Regions from separate parts of the Mus musculus genome. Here region 1 is linked to region 2. The links are chromatin loops, found by intact Hi-C in ENCODE. Cell type or tissue: left cerebral cortex. All regions are shown on one strand. Links, peaks and the distances in the headings refer to the core of each region. The heading gives the core; the rest is flanking DNA.

Region 1 (10,928 bases), core at 3,783-6,282, 250 kb after region 2:
TTAAAATGAAAATATCCAGAAACTCTACAGCAATATGCAGAGTCACTTCCCAATGTTATGCCCCAACTGCAGATCTTGCATCCATTTGTGCTTGGCATTGGTGTGCTTTTTTGATCTAAATTTGCCAGGAATGTTACTGGTAGTTTAAGGAAAATGAACTGTATTATTTCTTCAGCATAAAGGAATGGTGTTATGAATAGGGTGAGAGAGGGTGATTGAAAGCACAGATGCTGACTCCTGTCAGTGTCGGCTACTTTGTCTTTGCTGTGGGGGAGCTACGCAGGCTGTCAATCTCTCTGGTGTACCACACATTTTATATTTACTATAGGTGTCTTAGTCGCTTTTCAGTTGTTGTGGTAAGACACCATGACCAAGGTATCAAGAAAGAGTTTGCTCAAGTCTTAGAGTTTTAAAGAGTTGGAGCCTATGACCATCATGGCAGGGGGCATGGCAGCAGGCATGGTGCTAGAGTAGTAGCAGAGAGTTTATATCCTGTGACAATAACCATGAGGTAGAGAGATATAATCAGAAATGGCCTGGGTTTTTGAAACTTCAAAGTCTAACCCCAGGGATACACCTCCTCCAATAAAAGCACCCCCCCCCCAATCTTTCCCAAACAGTTCTACTAACTGGGGGCCAACCATTCAAGTACACGAGAATATATGGAGCTATCTCATTCAAACCACCAAAATAGGAAATCCACAATTGTAACAGCCTATTTTTGATAATTATTACTGAGATAACTGATTTATAACAGAAAATGTTTATTTTACCCATAGTTTTTATCCATGATTGATTAGTTCTGCTGATTGTTTTCTTAATAGTGAGGCAATACTATGCCACGGGCCTGTACTGAAGCTTTGTCAGCTCATATTTGAAAGTAGGATACAGATTCTCAAAAGGCTCAATTCTTCAGTTTTCTCATAACTCTGTCGAGGGAAGTGTTTTCTACTTTGATGTACGGGTCTGGTGTTTTGTTGTTTGCATTTGGTGATTATGCAAGTTGTTTATAGTTTTATGGCAACACTTTCTGTTTTTAATTTTTTTCAAATATCTTCTAATTATCTCAGAGGTATAATTTTTTTAAAAACTGAGGCTTCCAGGAGCAGAGCAGAAAGCCAGTATACTAGGCCACTCTGCTTCATGAATAATAGCACCCGGGTTGCACTTTTTTAGTCTTCACCAATACTATGCTTGTATACACAATTCAAATGGGATTATAAGGCATTCATTAGCTATGATTCCTTGTTTTCATGTTTTTTTATAGGAGAAATCAGAAAATGTATGACACTCGTAGTAATCAACCATGCTCTCACTAGACTAGGCTTGGACGTTGTAATCTCAGTAGGGCTGTCCGGATGCTGAGGCAAGAAAATCATGATAGGGTTACAAATACTAAAACAATGACTGAAATGTATGAAATAAGGAAAAAATAAAATCCTCCAGCTTTAATATGAATAATTTAATAATAAGCAAATATTTCCAAGCACAGCAATTAAAAGATGTTAAAAAGATGAAAAATACTAATCTTTACTAAGCTCTTGTTATAATCTGGCTATTCATTCTATGATCTAACTCTTTTTGTATCATATAAAATGAGAATTAAGAATTATTATTGATAATTAAATAATCAAATTTGAAGGCTGCTTTTTAAATAACTAGTATATATTTTAACCAATTTATAATTTTTGTTTTATAGATTTTTAACATTTTATAATAGTAGGAACATATACTTCTATTTCATATTATGTTACATAGTTTTAAGACCTCTTGTTTTAGTGTTTCTGCCTTCCTTCTATTTCTGTTCTGATCCATATTTTACTATGTCTAATAATTTTTTAGACATGAGTGATTGATTATGTATGTTTTAAAAACTTGTCAATATCTTGGCTATGCCACACTGTTATGAATTGTAAAAAAAACTCAGTGTAACTTAAGACAGAGTAACTTTTGATATTTTAAAGTATACATCTATGTCTGAGAATATCCATTTTCTTGGATTTTAAGAGAGATTATTTTCATATTTATTTATCTACCTCCAAGTATTTAAAGGTTTAAAGTGTGTGTGTGTGTGTGTGAGTGTGTGTGTGTGTGTGTATGTGCTGCATGCCCCAGAAGTTGATGTCTTTGTCCTTCTCAATCTAAGTTTTGATACAGGGTTTCTCATTGATCCTGGAGCTCAATGCTTATGCTGGCCAATGAGCTCAGGGAATACATCTGCTTCTGCCCCTTCAGTTCCGTGTTATATGCACAAATCACAGCCATTTTTAAAAATGTGGTTTTATGTTGCTTCTGGAGATTTGAACTCAGACCTTTATGATTCTGTGATAAGCGTTTTATCTCTATTGTTCCATGCATTTTATAGTCAATACAGGTAACACACACATATATTAATCAACTTCCCGTTATGTTAGTTAGAACTAAGACAATTGGGGGATAAAGGAGAAAGGTTCATTTCAGTACAATGAGCATGTTCCTGCTTCATGCTATATCTTTTTAGTACATGTTTACCTTTAATGTTAATGTTTATTTATAATAATTCATACAATCTGTTTAATTGTTCTTTCATTCCCCTTTTTTTGGCAACATTTTCTCATTTTAATCATTTATATTAACTTACATTTAGGTAAGCTAGAAGGTACCTCCTTATAATATTTGTAACAAATGCACAGAATATTTCCTGGATTCTCTTATACTCATATATTTGCTGTTATATTTACAGACCTAAATTACATCGTAAACTGTTCCTTACTAAGACTCCATTTCCTTTTACCTTGGGCTTAGGATAAGTCTGTGGTTACCATGATTTAGTTGTTTAATAAGAATCACATTGCCTCCTCATCCCCAAACCAGGCATGCTGTTTTCACAGTGTCATTCCCTAGAGGCTATTTTTTTTTAAGTCCTAAAGCCTCAGTTGGACAGACTTTGGTATGTTCCTTTTCACTAATATTAACTGTTTAATTATATGGACTTTGATCATGTTATTTTCTTTCTTTAACTCTAAAACCATGATTGGCATGAGAGCGGTATACTGAATTTCCAGGTGATTTTTTTTTCTTACTTTACATTCTTTGAGTACTTTATTTGAGTTCTAAGAACATGCCAAATTTACCCTCCTACTGAGAATGTATTTTCTGCATTGAAATTATAGTCTTCATGACAATTCCATTTTAAAACTACTCATTAATTTTAAAATAGATATACAATTTATGAATGAATTTTTGTATATGAAATTTACATGATTTAAAGCTTTCTTTCTGATTCCTAAGGCTTGTTTAAAGTCAGTCCGTGGCTCATTAACTGGTACATCTTGCTGCTCATCCCACGGACTTCTCAGATCTTCTACATCTGTTGTGGATTCCTTGTAGTACAGTGAGGGGCTAAGGACAGGGACATGAGTTAAATCATCAACTGAGACACAGAGGAGCCATTTAGACTTAAATGTTCTTGTGACAGTTAGTGTTCTAAAGGTTGGCTCAAGTAATGGTAAAATTAATTGACAATGTATAAGGAAAGACATCAACAGAGCCTATGAAAGAGCTGTGTAAGATTCTTTACCGTAGTAAGTAAAATCCTTAGCAATACCTTGACACTAGTCGTTGATATATAAGTATCACAGATTATTCCAGAAATGGAGGATTTATAGTTACTATAATACACTTGAAAATTAATGTAACTATGACCTTATTGCATCATGAGTCCAGAGAATATAAGGTAGTGGTTTTTAACTCGTGGGTTGTGACCCACCCCTTTGAAAGGTCAAACAGCCCTTTCATAGGGCTTGCCTAAGATCATTGGAAAACACAGATACCTCCATTACAGTTCATAGCAATAGCATAATTATAGTTACAAAGTAGGAACAAAATGATTTTATGATTTTGGGCATTGCCACAATATGAGGAACTGTATTAAAGAGTCATAATATTAAGAAGGTTGAGAGTCACTGATCTAGGACATGACAGACAGTCTAGCCAACTGGAAAATTTAATATTAACACCTTCAGCCTGGTTCAAAAGATGGACCTCTGTGATGAGGTACTTGACTCTACTAAAAAGGACTTGGATCCATTCCTCAACATCACAAAAACAATATCAATGAAAACCAAGCAAAGAAACAACACACTAGAAATCTTGTCTCTTCTCACATAGAACCAATAAGCTGTAATGTTCTTTAAACATTGTGATGCCAGCTGCAGGTTCCTCTGTAGGCTCTAGCCTCCCATGGCGAGGTGGTTTCCCAAGCTTTGAAAACATCCACTTTTAGCCCATTTCCTAGTCTACGTTTATGGTTCTTATATGTAGGAAAGAGGCTGAAATTGTAAAAAAAAAAAAAAAAAAAAAAAAAAGTAAGATTTTCACCCTTCTTCCTATGTTTACTGTGACCATTTGTGTTCCTTCGTTCCTTCTGGGGTGAGTATTTTCCAGTTTTAGGTGAGAGGAACACTGGCAGTTCCTGGAATTTACTGACTTTCTCATGTCTCACAGCATCCTTCCTGTGTCAGCCCTTTAGATAGTAAGATGAACAGAACTGACTCACATCTGCAAAGCTTCCTTAGCCAGTGCCCCTTGTGCTACCCGATAAGAACTAGGATGGCTAGGATCCAACAAAAGGGGAAAAAAGGCTCAGCTCAGCTAAGGTTATTTTAGTGGTTTTGTTTCCAAATATACAAAGGAGCCAAATGCATTTCACATACAGTGCCCTCCCCCCATCCCCCGCTTATATAAAGGAAAGACTTTGTTTTTAAAGAGGGGAAATCCACCTCTGAAATTGCAGAACACTGACACAGCATCATCTATCTTGGCAAAAGTTGACTGAGCAGATGATGTAGATCCACTTAACTTGGACTCAATCAAAGGCTTTGCTATTTTCATTTCACAGGCCAGATGTAGCTCATCATCGGTTGGAATCAATTCCAGAAGAGGTGTTAGAGTCTGGTGGTCCAAAAGAAAGTCTCTTCCAGGCACTGAAAAGAGCCACAAGGAAAATGAATATGATCTCCAATATCCCCACAACTGAGGTAGTCCAGTATTCAGCTCAGACTAAACAGTTAGATAAACTAGAAGAGACCCATTTTAGGATTCTCCAAAGTTAAAAAACTTGTAGTCTTGGCCACAGTGTCTACACACTGTTTTTCTGGGAATATGCCATCATATCAAAATGGATGGTGGGGTGAAATAAATTATCATGGGAAAAGATACTTGGGTTTTCAATAGATAAAACAAAAACAAAAAAACAACAACAAAAAAAACATTAGAAACCAAATACAAACTCAAAGCAAGGCTAACTAGGTTGCTTGAGTCATCTCTACTGACTAGAATCCACATACCAAATGCCTAACTGCTCCATCTTGTAGAGAAAACAAAACAAAACAAAACAAAACACCCCAAATCAAAAACCCAATCAAAAAGCAACAAAATCTCAAATGCTTAATTAACTGAATTAGGAGGAAATGAATCAATATTTTCTAAAGCAAATTAAAAATCATGAGGAATTTGTATGTTAATACACATTTCAATAGAGACACCTCATTCTCAGAACTGCAGGCTCTCCAACCTGATTTTTTTAAAACACATATTGAAGTTTTACAGATTAAGAAAATTAGATAAACTACCCTCAATGCATTGTTATTACCTGATAGGAAGTAGGACTGTAAGAAATTACATTTTTCACACATCTTGGGGAAAAAAAAACCCTCAGAAAAAAACAAATCCAACACAACTCTAGCAGAAATCTAATACAGAGAAAATACTCTATAGTTCCTCACAAGATAGAATGGCTTATATTCTCAATGAGAATTTAAAATTCTAACCACGTATCTGAATAGTTAAGGCTGCTGCTGGCATTATGGGTAGACTTGTGTCTTCCCACTTAATGATGAAAAGTAAGGTCTTGGTCTTATTGAATTAATACAGTATCAGTTGGATAGACTTTTAATCTAATGGACTTTCCCTTTTTAAAGAGAGTAACATCAGACTAGTATACAGGGAAAGTGCCATATGACAATTGGAGTTATGTTACTATAAGCCAAGTGCTGCCAGGGATAGAAGCAATGCCTGAGATAGATCCTGGTAACAATTCAGGCACTATCTTAATTTTAGACTTCTGGACTCTAACTCTGGCATTGACACATATTCACAGTCTAGCCACTCTGTTTGTGAAGCTTTGTTCATTATTAATTAGCAAAATATTAGAAATGAGAAGCTAAATGGAAGGCTTTGTAAGGTCTGCAAAAGGAGGTATAGTTGCATTTCATAGAGAAAGGACAACATAAAAAAGTTTGTTTTTTTTTAATTGAGGGACAAAGAATAATAAGTTAAAATGAAGTAGAGTCTCATGGAAACAGTACCACACCAATTCAAGATATACAGATTCCCCCAAAGGTACAATTCATTTGATTTTAATATTACTTTTGATTAGCCTATCAGTTACACATGTTAAGTGAGACATCATGTTATCTACATTTATGCAGAATGCAATAAGCACATGCAATAACCCCTTTCTCGTGAACTCCAATATGCTTTAAAATCCCCAATAATCATGAGACTACTTTAGTCAGAAAATGTCCAAGAGTAGTGTTGTGTGACACTGCTGAGTGTTTGTGAGAAAACTCCAAGGAAACAAGGGTCTTGTGATCTCAATTTCTTCAAAACACAGACTTGCTCTTGGAATGTGTTTTGTGATACTCCCAGGTATAGCAGATAGGAGTGGGTTTACTTCAGTTGTTCAAATGCTTCTGGAAAACATCTTTTAAAGGTGTGTGGCTTGTCCTTGTGATTAGACACTTTACTCAGGTGACTCTTTTTAACTCTCAGAGTATAACTTGCCTGATGCTCTGAATAAAGTGGACTATTCCATGAGACTTTAATTCACCTCATTTTTAGGTCATATTCTCCTAGGTTCATGCCAACAATTGGAGTGGTAAAACATGCTTTCCAGTGTATTTTCCCCCTTTCTGTATATGAAGAAGACCATCTGCCATTTGCCTTTCTGCTTGGCTTATTTCAGTTAATGTACATATTGTCAGTTTCACCAATTTTGCTGCAAACCAGAGGATTAAATTCTTTGTGGCTGACTTCACAGTGTACACATAACACATTATTCTCATCCATTCATTTCTTGCTTAGCACCTAGGCTGATCTTATTTTCTTAGCTCTTGTGCCATAGTAAAGACAAGCAAACTAACTTCATTTCTTTGGATGTAGGAAGTGGGATTTTATCTTGTGAGCTCTGCAAGGTTTTTGGTAATCTTTTGATTTATAGTTTAGCCACCAGACTTGCTGTTGAATAGCTCTTTAGATTTTTCAGTCCAGCTGAAGCTTTTAAGTATGCTTTCTTCCTCTTGGTATATCTTGGTAGCTTCCGGAAACTCCTATTTTAAGAGTTCTCTGTTTACCTGAAGCATGCCATGAATTTAGGCATGCTATTACTTCTACCTTGCACTCTTAAAAAAAACAGAACACTGTCCCTCCTGTGCCCCAGCCTTTTACAGTAAAATCTTAAAATGGCTGTGTTTTTGTTTCTCTGAGTTCTTTTTCTTTTCTCCCTCAAGTCTTTGGTATTTAGTGGTCTCCCCTTATTTGGGATTAAATATAAAATATCCTCCCTATGATTCATGTATTGTGGGGTAATTCAAAGGTTGATATCCCATTTTAAATCTTCTGGAACTTCTAATAGATGGGACTTAGCTAGCGGAAGTATGTTATTTGGGGTTGCATCTTGAAAAGTCTTAGCTGACCCTTGTTTTCTCCCTCCCTTTTTCTCTTTCCCAGCCCTTCCTCCATGATTCCTGCTGTAGTCCCTCATAAGTAAACTGTGATGTGATAAGGTGTTCTCACTGCCATGATGCTCTGCTTCACTGTGGTCCAGAAACAAAAGCGTTGATGGCACTTAAGCCATGACATAAAGTAACTCTGCATCCCATTATGTAGTTTAAATCAGTTATTTTTTCAGAGCAATGTAAAGATTAACAAAAATATCCCTTTACATAGTTTTTCTTTTGGTGGCTGCAGTCATTTGTGGTCAACTATGGTCCAAAAATATTAAGGAGAACATCCTAGAAATTATGTATTAAATAGTTTTGAATTATTGTCAAATGAATAGCAGGCAAAGCTAAAGTCCCATTGTATTTATTGCCTCATCACTCTCTTGTTTTCTTTGTCCCATTATATATGTCATCTCCTAAGCCTCCTGTTTTCTTTGCTCCATTGTATATTTTGTCTCTTCAATCTCTTGTTTTCTTTGCTGTGTAGAACTTTCAAATATACAATTCTTTGCATCAGTTTCTGATATTTTTCCCCTAGACACTGAAGTCATATCTAGCAACTACTTGCACATGGTTATATCTAAAAATATTTTTATTTGTTTTCCTAGAAATGTTAGAGTTTTTAATCTTATTGAAGTATTTAATCCATTTCAAGTTAATTTGTGTGACGTGAGAAAGAGCAATCTATTTTATTCTATATGTTGATGTCCAGTTTTCTAAGCACCATTTGTTAAAAATGTTGCTGTTTCTCTAACATATGGATTTTATCATAGTTTTGTTAAATGTCACATGGTGATACAATTTATTTTGGTTGTGTATACTATCCCTTGCGTGTGTGTGTGTGTGTGTGTGTGTGTGTGTGTGTGTGTGCCAATACTATACTGTTTCATTACTGTAGCTTTGCAGTATAATTTGAAATCAGGGACTTTGATAGGGTCTGGAAGCTGTGAAAAAGGTAGTTCTACTAATTTATTCTGCTGTGTCCAGTTATACTTGTTCCTAAAATATTTGCTGACATGAAACTGCACCCTTGCCTGTTCCTAATGGCTTATTCCACAGAGGCATGAGAACTTTGGATTTAGAGATAAAAAGTACAGTCTCTGGCCTTCCAACCTGAGAATCTCAGTTGTATTTTTTTCCCTAGGTGTTTTGTTTGCTGAACCCATTACTTGATTGTAGCAGCATAATGGGTCTCTTCTCTGGTGTCTCCTTGCTACACTGGACGAAGTCTCTGGTCAAATCTTTGGTTTTGCTAAGTGTCTACCAGCAGGCTTGGGAATCCTTCTCATGTTTTTCTTTTTTCCAGGAAACTCCAAATGAGGAGCCGCCTCCTTTTTGTTTTACATTGCTGAGCACTTTATGGTTTTGTTCATTCTTTACAAATCGAAAGTTTGGTATCTCAGGATTTCATCTGGTCTGACTCTGCTGTTGACCACTACTGTCCTTTGGCTTTCCACTGACTTCTCTCTTTCTACGAGCAAACCAGGTGATTTGTTTCAGATTCATGAAGATGTTGGAGGTCTCTAACATGCTATCTCTCCAGCACTCCAGGGAGGGCTCTAGTGTGAAGGAATTCATGTATCTTCCCCTAACCCCCAATAAAAGCAGCAACAATGACTCTTTAATTTAAGGTTTGCCTTCTCTCTTTTTTTCTTAACCTAGCTAAAGTTTTTGCACATTTTGCTTACCTTTTAAAAATATTTATTTTTACTTCATGTGTTTTATCCGCATGTATGTCTGTGTGAGGGTGTCAGATATCCTAGAAATGGAGTTAACAGACAGTGATGAGCTGCCATATTGGTGCTGGAAATTGAGCCCAGGTCCTGTGGAAAATCAGCCAGTTCTTTTAAATGTTGAGGCATTTCTCTGTCCTCATTTTGTTTGCCTTTTTGAGTAACTATGCCTGGTGTTGATTTTCCTCTATATTTCTTTCTATTCTTGGTCTCATTTCTGACCTCTACTACTTACTTTCTTATGATAGAAATAGATTTAGTTGTTTTATTTTACCAGGGTCTTTAAAGTACATGAAGATTAAGAAATTAATATTATCCTTTTCTGTAACATATATATAAACATCTGAATTTATAGATCTCCTCATTATTACTTCTTCCAGCATATTCCATAAATGTTGGTATATTTTCACTTTTGTGTTAAGATATTTTCTAATCTCCTTCATGATTACTCTGTAACCAATATTTTTTTAAAGCATATTGTTTAATTTATACCTATTTGTAGTAATTTTATTACTTATATGAAGTGGAAACTTTGGAAAGTTATGTCAAGTGATGGTTTGCTGGGGTACACAGGTGAAAGAATGTCTTTTAAAAGCAAATATGTGAAAGACTGTTTTCCTGAAGCAGAAACAGGTGAAAGAAGTTTGGATATAACAGGCATGTGAAAGGACCTGGGAGGAAGGAGTATAAATATGACCCCAGAGACAGTGGGAGATGAACACTGATCATTGGTTTGGTTTGCACTGCCTCACTATTCTTCACTAAAAACATTCATGTATGGGTTCACCTTACATAGCGTGGTTGAGCTCAACTTGTTGTAACATTGCCATTGAGAGAAACTTGCTCAAGAACTTCTGCGGAGGTTCCTGCTGCAGCTTACTACCTCGGAGGCCTTACTGAGCCTAGATTCTTAGGATTGAACTACAGCTGTCTGGTGTCTGCTTGCTGAAAAGACTGGACCGTGGCTGCTGGTTCGTGTCAGGGGTCTGGTCTGCCTTGAGGACTGGTCTGTTGAATCATATTTGGTGTTTGCTAAGGGATTGAACTGCTGCCAAGGAAGATCAAGCTCACCCCAAACACCTGCTGACCAGGTCCACTTTCCCCATATCCTAATAACCCTCTTTTTCTACTACCTCTGCTAGGTTGTGTGCTAGAGGAGAAGTTGAACCCTTATTAAAAGTTGGCTGTGAAAAATATATGCTTGCATTTATACTTACTTTCATCTATTTGGATAAGAACCAGTTTTCATGATTTGAGCCAGGCTTCCTAACAGTATAACATGAAATATTCAATGTGTACTTCAATAGGAAAATAATCTGACTTTGTGTGGTTTCCTGTATAGTCTATTAATTCCAATTGGTATGTAGTGTTAAGTTATAAAAATATTGGTATATATTTTTCCTAGTGATCTCAGACTGTTCTATCCTTTATT
Region 2 (10,928 bases), core at 5,441-7,940:
ACTGGTGTTTCTGTTTTCAGTGTCAGTCTGATATTTTAAAGATATTTAGGCTGGGTTAATTTTTCAGAATCAAAATTATCATTATAACAAGGAATTAAATGTTGCAAAGTCTAAGTATAATGCAACTGTACATTGTGTATAGTTTAGGCTGGCAGGGAACTTCCTTTAAAGACCAGGCTGGCCTTGAACTCAGAGATTCATTTGCCTTTGTGCCCATAGTGCTGGAATTAAAAGTATGTGCCACCATTCCAGGTATATAGCTGTCCTTTCCCAGAACTATCTTCTATACTAATTTTGAGATTTATTATTCTTTTAAAATTTGGTTTTCCATGATATGAGCTCTTTGCTCTTTGAAGAACAAATTTGAATCATAGAGCATTCTTTAGAATGTTGATTGGAGTATAGTGGTTTCTCTATAGTACACTATGGAACATTTTCTTGTTTGGAACTTTTATGAAGTTATTAATCTGCTTTGTATTTGTTTCCTATTGCTGCGATTGTTATATCACCATAAACTCAATGGTTTGAAACCATGAAATTTTTTTCTCTTATAGTTCTAGAGGTCAGAAGTCTACAATCAAATTTACCACACTTAGGTCAAAATGTTTTTCAAAAAGGTCACTCCCTGTGTATCTTCTGAGTATGATGTGTTCAGTCTCTTCCAGCTCCAAGAGGCTCAGCACTATTGGGCTCATGGGCTCTTTGCTTGATCCTCACAATAACTATCCAACCTGTCGCCCCTTGTTCTATTCATTTAATTTTTGAAATGAATACAATGTGCTCCTGTCATAAAATGTTTAAGGAGATGTATTAAGAATTGACTTTCACAGATGCTAGGATGCTAGTCCATATTTTGTATTTTGAAGAATTTAGTAACTTTGTTATAAACATGCTGAATTGTATCTTAACAGAAGACACAAACTTTTTATCACGTTTAACACCAAACACCCTAGGACTGTTCTTGTATATTCTGGTGTGGAAGACTGGAAGGCCAGAGGATTAGAGATGGGCTCCCATGATCTCTGTGTTCCTCACCCACCAATAACTGAGACGGGGGATATTCTCTTGTGTTCTAATGTTTCACCTCTTCTGTTGCCTACTTATATTTTTGGAAGGTAAAAATGTTCAACATAGAAAACATGTTTTCTCACTTTGACATTTCTACTTGAACTATGTCCCACTCTCTAAAACGTCCATCAGAGTCTCCTTGAATGCTGTCTTCCATTTTCTCTAAAGAGCTTAGTTTTGGGGCTTTCCAGGAAGCCTTAAGGAAACCTCCTGTGTGGTCTCAGCACCCAGCCCCATAGCTATGCTGTTGTGTATCCTCCAGGATGGAAATCCTTATTCATTACCAATTATTCATTCTGAATTCTATGTCCTGTGTGCTTCCTAGAAGGTCTAGATCCTCCTGGGGGTAGTACCTTAAGTGTGCCCAGTGCAAGGGTCCATCAAACCTGTGCAAATAGGTGAGGCACTGTCCTTTAACTGTGAGTTAAACAGGTGAATAAGGTTGTAATTGCCCATGAGTTTACTATTTCACCAGTTTCTCCACCTTTGCAATTTATCACAGGTGAGCGTTCTCTGTGTTTTGAAGCATAGTAAGAAAAGGAAAAGTTTTGTCATCAGTGCTAACACCATTTTACTATAAAGGTATAAAATATTTTATTTATTTGTGAGAATATATGGATTAGACCATATGCAGATATATGAATGTGGTAGTCAAATGGATTGGTCAAAATGAAAAAAAAAATGGAATCAAGTCCTCTCCAAGACAGGTCCTGTTACATCCTGTAATTTATACCTTAGAACTCTGACAGAGTCATTTTGAGTGAGGACTGTAGTTCTATTTACAACGACAACCACATCCAAACAAAATTATGCTTCCAGTAAGAGTAATGATTACTTAATTCTTTGGAAACTTTTTTTTTTTTTTTTTTTTTTTTTTTTTTTTTCGAGACAGGGTTTCTCTGTGTAGCCCTGCCTGTCTGGGAACTCACTCTGTAGACCAGGCTGGCCTCGAACTCAGAAATTCACCTGCCTCTGCCTCCCGAGTGCTGGGATTAAAGGCATGTTGCGCCACCACGCCCGGCTCATATAAATTTACTTTTATTAATTTAAATTTTTTCACAATGCAAAGTAATTGTTTCTTTTTGACCCTAAAGGGTATATAAATATACTTTATCAAAATTACTTTAAGATTAAAAAGTCAGTTTCTTAAAAAGTGCATGAAGTTTGAGTTGAGATCAGAGTCATTTTCTTTGGGACATTTGGAAAGATGTACAATTTTTTTTTTTTTTTTTTTTTGCTAAAGTAGAGATCTTAAAAAATATCTGCCCTACAACTTTAAGTTCTTAAAGCAATCACTTCTGTGTAAAAATCAATAAATACCCACAGTCAAATGTTATTAACCTCTCACTTATTTCATGAAGGTGACATTAATTAATTTTTATTGCCAATTGAACTTATTGTACCAATTAGCAATTCAACAATGAGGTATAAATGTGTGTGCATGTCAAGCATCTATAAATAATTTTTATTGATTGAACTTTAGGTTTGAGTAGAATGTGCCAACAATGGAAAATAGAACTGGAAACAGGAACCCTCCCCCTTATTCCAGTCTAAAGCACCAGGTTAACTCATTATGCTGTAGGGAATGTTCTGCCACAGGAAACAGCCTATACCGGCAGGTCATTCACTCCCAGCATGCCTTTCTTTGCATTGGACTCAGGCTGTGTTGTAAAGAATTGCATGAAGCTAGTTCTAACCTGTCAGGACCCTGATTTTTAAGTCTTTTCTCATTTATACAGATTTTAACAAGAATCTTTATTCATGAAAACTCATGATCATACAACCAATGGAAAGTCACATTGTGTTTCCTGGGTTAAGCATAGAGTTTGACGTTTCCCAGTTCTCATTGAGAGACTGGCAAACTTAAAGTAGGAAAGATAGATGATGGGTAGATAGGTAGGTAGCTGTTATATACATACATAGATAGAGAGAGAGAGAGATAGATAGATAGATAGATAGATAGATAGGTTTAAATTTAGATTTGTGAAGTACTAGGAAATCCCTGATTTATTTTACTGTGTGGGCAATAATTGTAAGATAAAGACACGGCTATATAGATAATTATTTGCCCCAAATTAGAGAGCCCTACCTAAGGCTAGAATCTACTTTAATTTTCAGTTAATCTACTTCTGTCTCCACAAGAGAGTTTTAATAGCTTTTTTAAAAGGTACTTAGCCTCTCAAAATTCTGAACCAGTCACACATGTTATATTATTCTTTTCCTGCAGTGATGAGGAGTGACTAGATGATAAGGAGTACACTAAACTGAGATCTAAGGACTTGGGTACCCAACAGGAAATTCTTCGGTGCAGCACACAGAGCTCATTGTTGCTAACTGATGCAGGAAGAAAGCCCTCCCACCCCCAACCATAGACTAGTGGCACCACTTAGACATGCTGCTCCTGGCAGCAATGGAATCTGAAAGAAGCTGAAGGCCAATTAGGGGTCTGATAAACCAGAGCTATTGCTTCCCAAATACTGCTGCCACGGTTTAAGGCTTCCAAATATATACTCTATCATCCTATCATCCTCAGTCTCTCATTCTCTCTCCCTTCCCTCTTCTCCTTCCCTCCCCCTTCCCCATGCAGTTCTAGTGAGAACCAAAGTCAGTTGGTCTGAATGATAGTATAGTTGAGTCCCTTTTTAAACCACGATTTTTATCTGTTACTTCAGTTATCTGCAGCCAACAGTGATTTGAAAATATTACCTGCAAAATAAATCATGAGGCTAATGAATGCACTGTTGGCTGGATCCTGCCTGCCCAGTTGGGAATCAGTCCTTTATTCTCAGCATCCTCTGGCTAATCACATGACCCACCCATAAACTACATAGTGATTACCTTAGTTCTCAGACAGACTGTGGCTGTCTCTTTGTGCCCACAATTTGGAGACCCTTCTTACCTCATCAAGTTCAAACAAGACAGTGGATGTGGAAGGCATGTGTTGTTCAGAGAGGCAGGCACGATGGATATTTCACAGTGCACTCCATGCCATTTGTGCCCTCCTACTTATTCCTGCTTCTGTTTAGCCTAAGCAGTATGCCAATGGGATAAAAACAACTATCTTACCAGAATACTATCCTCTAACCCAATCCCTGAATATATCTGCCCATGAAAATAGTACAAAAGGGAGTAGGGAGTAGGATATCTTTAGCTTGGACTTATTTCCATGACTAAGTTTAGAGAAGTGTTTTAATGAGTCTTGTTAGCAGGCTATAGCTTAATGCCATTTGGCTCTCCTTGAAGACTCTTCTATTCCTGGTCTTTAGACTTCTTTTGCTTTAAAGTAATCTGGTGTTCCTTGAGACTCTAGCTGGTTCATTAGTCACTGGTAAGGGATTAATTACCTTAGAAAATGCACTAATGTACATTACCAAAATGCTTCCCTATTAAGAACATTTTAAAAACTATATTCAGAACCTGCTGGGTCAAAAACCTGATCGTCATGTGAACAATCCCTTTTTCCTCGGGCGCCCAGGGTTAATCTCATGCTCAGCGTGTGGGTTCCTTTGATTGCAGGGAGCAAACTGCTCTCCTCATTTTCCGTCTACCTCCTCCCTATCATTTTATCAGCCATGGCCCCCCTCAATTATCTTTAATTCTACATCCATGTAAAATAAGAATGTAAAGTGTGATACAACATATGCTCGTTAAGCTCTCTTGGATGGCGAGCAATAGTTATTATGGGTGAGAAAGAATGATCGCTGCTTCATTTTGTAGGGCAAACATGACATAAATTAATTTTCAGCATTGGCAGGTATTTGTACTTGCACTTCCCTGTGCTTAAAAAGTATTGCTTGCCAGTTGAAAAGGAATTTTACATGATGACTGGTAAATATTGCTTCTGAGGATTATACCCTCTCCTGCAAGATGTAGGTTCTCCTGTGACTGCCAAGTGAGTTCTGGACCTTCCTGAAGATGTTCGTGTTCCGGAGCCGTCTTTCTGGTCTTTAGGCTCAGATGTAAACAATAAGGTGAGTTTCAGTTATGCCATTCTAATAGTTCATGGGTTTGAAGTTCTTCAGCTCTTCAGCTTAAAATGGTGACACTTGCCAATCTCCTTGATTTGTAACCAAAGAAGATGGCTAAGACATGGGCTTTGAAGGGTATTACTGAGTTTGCTGATGTGTATTTCTTGTCTTTTCTTCTCCTCTCTACTTTTCTCTTCTAAGCAGGCTCCTAGGGATTGTCTTTTTTTTTTTTTTCTTTTTTTAATGTGATCAGGCCTTGTGGCAGTCACACTAAACACCAGACTGATCTTCAAACCTCCTTCCTTTTCCTTGAGGGAGGTACCAGGATACATCTCACCAGAACTGCAGCAGAGGGAAGGTTTTCATTTTTGTCCTTAGCCTGGTTGCTCATCACCAGCAGTTACATATTCAAATGAATCTGTCAGGGACAAGAGTCTGGTGCTCGAGTTCCTGCTCGGCTTGATGACATTGATTTGTGAGCATAATGCTCGGCTGCGGGATGTGTGACAGATAAATTTTATCAAAATTAAGGCACAATTAAACATTTCATCTTCCTAATTACTGGCTGTAGATTCAGCCTGATGACCATGTGCTGTAAGAAATCAGCAACCATTACACATTTTAATGGAGCACAGCTGTCTTACAGCTTGGTAATATTTGCACAGTGCCACAGAACTGTAATTTATGATAAAAAGAAAAAATGTCTATTGGTGCTTTTTTGCCAAAATAGATTAAGGATTCATATACTTTAATGAGATTTGGACTTAGTCTTGGATTATCGTTATAAATGATTTATGTGCATGTTGGTGGAGTCCTGTAGTTCTGAGTTGATTTGTGTTTTGGTCTACTGATATGTAACTCAATATTTGTTCGTTAGCCAGTAACTATAACTGCCCTCTACCCCCTTGATGTCTTGTAGGAGATAGATGTAAAGGTGAACAAGGCATGGAGGCAAAGATAGCAACTTTGTCTTCTTCACAATTCCTCGGGCAGTGAGTTGTTGGAGAGAGAGAGCAGTATCCCTGATACAAGATACAAGAGCAGGCAGAAGCAGTCTTGGTCTTTGGTAAGAGCATGGAAATTTAGCCAACCAGGGCTGAGCCACAGGTGGCCCCAGCCTTGAGCAAGCATCCTGGCTGAATCCCCTTTGCTCTTCTGAGAAGACAGTGATGGCAGCCAAGCTCGCTTCCTGTTTCTACGTTTTCTAAATGGGAGTTCACTCATTTCACCTTTCTTCCTGGCATCCCTGAGATACAAATAAGGCTGGTCATGAGCGGTCTCTGATGCCAAAAGGGAATGTGTGCACATATCTTTTCACTGAAGACCTCCAGGCTGGTTGGAGGTACTGCTGGTTGTTATTGGTACATGTCTCTCTTTATAACCATCATTGCTAGATAGGTTGGTCCACAACAGGGTCAAGAACACTAAATTGAAGCAGAGGAGGAAAATGCCTGGACCAAGTAAGTGGACTAGACATGCCTGGCAGAGCTGTTGTTAATGAATTAGAAAGTAAATGTAAATCATGATAGCTCACTAATTATTATGAGCATTAAATTTGTCCAGACAAGTTGATGTCATCATTGCCAGGCCTTCTATGAAAAAAAGAGGCATCTCTCTTCAGAAATATTTCTTTTCAGGATGCGTGCTGGATGAGAGAAACAAGATACCAGAATCTACAGGAATCTGCTCAATGTAGGTGTTAGTTTGCCTCCTGAAAACAGGGAGCATATCCTAATGAATTCAGCAAGCCTAAATATATATGTGTAACAGAGAAAGAAGGGCTCATCACTCCATCCCAATCTTCTCCAGGCCTGATTTATTTCGGCACTCATATGCTGGAATGCTTCATACTGTACCAGGTTGCATATGCTTGCACACTAATTCTCAATTGCCGTATGCAGTTTGTGACAACCATCTGCTTCAACCTCCCTTTGAGTTCTTTCTCCCACTCAGCCCAGCTGAAGTAAAAATATGGACAGAAACAACTTCTGCAGGGAGATGACAAAGTTAACAAGGGATTCGAGTTACACTGTGAATCTGTCTTTCTCCAGGGTGTGCCCTTGCCCCTGGAGCTCCAAGGATCAATATTTCTCAAGTGCAAAGCCTTGTGCTTAGCAGAGAAAGTGGAAAGAAATGGCATGGTTCCCTTGTGAGCCTTGGCTGTGGGAGATAGGTAATCATAAAGTGTGCATATGCTACACACTCAAGGGTCCAAGAGTCCCTAGAACTGCTCCAGCCACGCTGTTTTACAACAGGTTGCATCCTGTCAGATACCAGAGAGAGCAGGGGAGGGGAAAAAGAGAAAGCTGAGCACATTTGAAAATGTATGAAAAACAAAAACAATCTATCTTGAAGGCTGACTTGAAAGGGGGAAGTTGTTTTGAATTTCCTTTAAAAAACTGGTGCATTCAAAAACAGGAGAAAGAGTCTCTATAACCATCAAGCTCACAGGCATATTCTGTAGAGAACATGAGAAGGGACCGAGTAAAGGTGTCTTCAGCTTGTGTAAATGTGTTTGAGATTTTGGGCGATGTGTCCCTGCATTACTATACTGCTTAGACAACTGTTGTCTGTATAAAAATGAGTTACACGCTGTACCTTGGATTGCATTGGCCCTGTGCCTGCTCTTAAGAATGCTGAAGTCGTGGTGGGATTACATCTTCAAATTAGTGACAAGCCTGATTGATACAGTTTATCTGCAAGTTGACAAAATCAGGTCCTAGATGTACATACATGGGCATGTATCTCATCATAAGAATAAAAAAAAATTTCCTTGGGACCATGAGAAGAATGACTGGCATGGGAGAAGTATGGATAGAGATAGAAGAAAAGCAGTAAGAGGAGATGAGAATGGAGAAGAGAAAATTACATGTGTTTAGAGATGACTAGCAATGTGTCTGAAGTAGTACCAGTGAGTTCACAGGCAGAGGCCCCACCATGGTCCCTGCCTTCCAATACCAGGAAAAGCAGACTGAGAACACCAAGTAAAAGTGGCAGAGAAAGGAAAGAGAAACTTCCTGGATGGAGCGATCAGTGATGAACTTCTGACGGAATCAGATCCAAGCAAATACTGACTAAAATGGGCAATGTACAAGTTCAGTGTGTTCTCTCAGCGTCTGGGCTGCCAGATTCTGTCTAATCATAATTGATAATTCTAAAAGCCACAGTTACATAGTGACTGTTAAATTTTTGCCTTCTTTTGCATTCATGAATGTGTGTGTGCACACACGTGTATGTGTGTATGCACATGTGAATGTGTATGTGTTGAGGCCAGATTATCATATATATGTCTTCCTCCCTCAATGCCTCTCCAAATTAATTTTGAGACAGGATCTCTCACTGAAAATGAATCTCACTGGCTAGACCCTCTGGTCAGCAGGTTTCAGTGCCCCTCTTATTTCTGCCTCTCTAGCCCAGCTGTATTAGAGTTGTATGGCACAGCTGCAGGATCTGAACTCAGGTCTGTCTGCTTGCACAGTGAGCACTTTCCTCACTGGGCTATTGCCCTAGCTCTTTCCTTCTCCTTTAAATGTAAGTAGTTCATCAGAAAAGTCTCATTATACACTGGCACCAAGCCGCTTAGCTGGGGTATACTACCTTGACACTTAACACTGGTTATTGTTTTTTTTTTTTTTTCAGACACAGGGCTCATGTAGGTTGGCCTCAAACTCAACACAAAGCCAAGGTTTGCTCTCAATTCCTGATTCTCCTGTCTTCTGTGTGAGGAGTTTACAGGTATGTACCACCAAACCTGGCTACCTTGTCCCTATTGAAAAAATGTTAAATTGTCTTATAAAACCTAAAAATAATAACAGTTGTGTAGTCATTTAGAACCTAAGATTAGGAATCATACAGGCTGGGTTAAGTTTCAAGGATTGTTTATTTATTAGCTTCTGATCTTGAGCCTCAGTGTTTTTACTCGTCAATGGACTAAATGGAGTACATGTCTTATTAAGATAAGGGGCATGGACGTCATTTAACATGCTTCTTAGTGTTTACTAACTGCATGGCAAATGGCAGTTGCTCCTATGAGAAGGAGCCATTGCGAGTGGAAGGAAGACGCTGAAATGACCAAGAACTGTTATGGTGGTTAAGGGTTCTTCCATGGCAAGTTGGAGTATGACATGTTACACTTGGTCATTTGAGCATCCACCCTTGTTGAAGCATGATGTAAGGATTGCACACATTGTTGATGCTACTGCAGACACTTTATGGACCCAGCATATTTTGCTCCATTCCTGCAAATATAGTTGTTTCCTTCCCAGACTGAACTGATGTGTATGTAAAGGCCACACTTGTAATACCTTTCGTTGATTCATGTTTCTCCCAGTTTGAAATATATGTGACAGCCGGACGGTGGTGGTGCATGCCTTTAATCCCAGCACTTGGGAGGCAGAGGCAGGTGGATTTCTGAGTTCGAGGCCAGCCTGGTCTACAAAGTGAGTTCCAGGACAGCCAGGGCTATACAGAGAAACCCTGTCTCGAAAAAGCGAAAAAAAAAAAAAAAAGAAAAAAGAAATATATGTGACTAAGAATGTTGTTGGCCTATTACATACATGTATGAAAAACAAGCATATTTTTCACTTCTGTTTTTGCAAAAAAAAAAAAAAAAACCTTCTGTAATTTCAACTTTCATATTATCTTTGTACTCCTTCCCCCTACTTAATCTTTTCCAGAAATTGAAAGAGTTGATCCTCACTTGCTATTTTCAGTTAACTGGTTTCATCTACAATGATTTGTTTTATGTGGCAGCATTTTTAGGTGCCAGATGCCTAAAACACATAGGTTAAAAGCAGGTCAATTTCAATACAAGGCTATCATTTTACAGCTTAATGAATATATTTACAAACTCCATAGTAACAGGCTTGTTAACAGAGGCACAGTGAAAATTTTTCCTCAGCATATACTTCAGTATAAAAATATTTGCTTCAGATCCTACCCACCTATTGGCTGCTAAGGCCCAGCACTTGAATGCATGGCTTGTGGAAGTTTGAAGTGGAAGAAAAAGAGATGTAGCTTGGGGCTCTTGTTAATGGTTACAGCCTCCTCATTACCGGCAGCCAAGGCTGGCAAAGTCCACAAGAAACAGCAGGGCTTAAATAGCTCACTGCTAATCCTAGCAGGGTTCTTGTCAGTCAAATACATTCACTGCGTACCTATTGTGTGCAGAGAACATCTTTTTACTTGCCAATTCCACACTGAGAGGTTGGTTAGCTCTTTTTATCTTTATGACCTGCAGACTGGTAACAGCCTTTCTAACAGTGTGTTCATTTTAACAATAATTTATTCCAATAAAAAAAGGTGGATGTTCCCTAGATATAGCCACCATATGCCCTAAATTTTCTGTGATAAACTTAATTTCATGTAGTTTTATTTTCCTTCCAATAAAGGCAATTAGTGAAAGACAATGAAATGTGATTTCAGTGTTTCCTATTGTTCTCAGGTTTTATACAATGAGTTGATGAATCAGAAAAAAATGCTAGATTATGTTTATGGATGTCTAATTTGGGAATTATGGTTGCTGGGTACCATGGTGTTCTTTACAAATGGGATTATCTTTTACATTTTGCACAAAACTCATGTTTCAGATTCACATAAGCCGGAATCACAGACAGCTTTGTTCCAGTAATGTCTTTTTACTCCTCCAGTAAGGACCTCTCTGAGATAATCAAGGATCTCACATATCAAGAAAATTTAGATTTCAAAAGACCTAACTTACTTTGCCACAAACAACAGTGTTCACAGAGTCACAGATTTGGACAGATCAGTCAAGGTTGGTAGCAATTCACTGACTTTAGAACTGGTTTTGTCTCCATTCCTGTCTTCTGGGTAGTCTTTCTTCTTAATCTCTACAGACCATCATGGCACCTCCCATGAGCCATCAGTGTCTCC

Evidence for each region. A loop is a pair of places that touch in the nucleus more often than their neighbours do. Peaks named below come from ENCODE experiments on the same cell type or tissue, not always from the same donor. Only the 100,000 strongest peaks of a DNase experiment are listed, where the experiment ranks them.
Region 1: a loop joins it to region 2, with 3 times the contacts of the local background. A loop is called at or near these places in 2 of 42 quality-filtered maps.

Annotation. Positions count from the first base shown.
Region 1 is chr3:18,416,012-18,426,939 of GRCm38, reverse strand. All of the region lies in intron 2 of Gm30667 (predicted gene, 30667), which reads left to right. Among named protein-coding and RNA genes, the nearest start is that of Gm30667, 40 kb to the left of the region's middle. In left cerebral cortex, for the core only: no CTCF peak of the experiment used is centred there; DNase peaks (open chromatin) are centred at 4,230, 4,573 and 4,849.
Region 2 is chr3:18,665,123-18,676,050 of GRCm38, reverse strand. No RefSeq gene overlaps it. Among named protein-coding and RNA genes, the nearest start is that of Gm30789, 27 kb to the right of the region's middle. In left cerebral cortex, for the core only: no CTCF peak of the experiment used is centred there; DNase peaks (open chromatin) are centred at 5,467, 6,208 and 6,900; H3K27ac peaks cover 618 bases.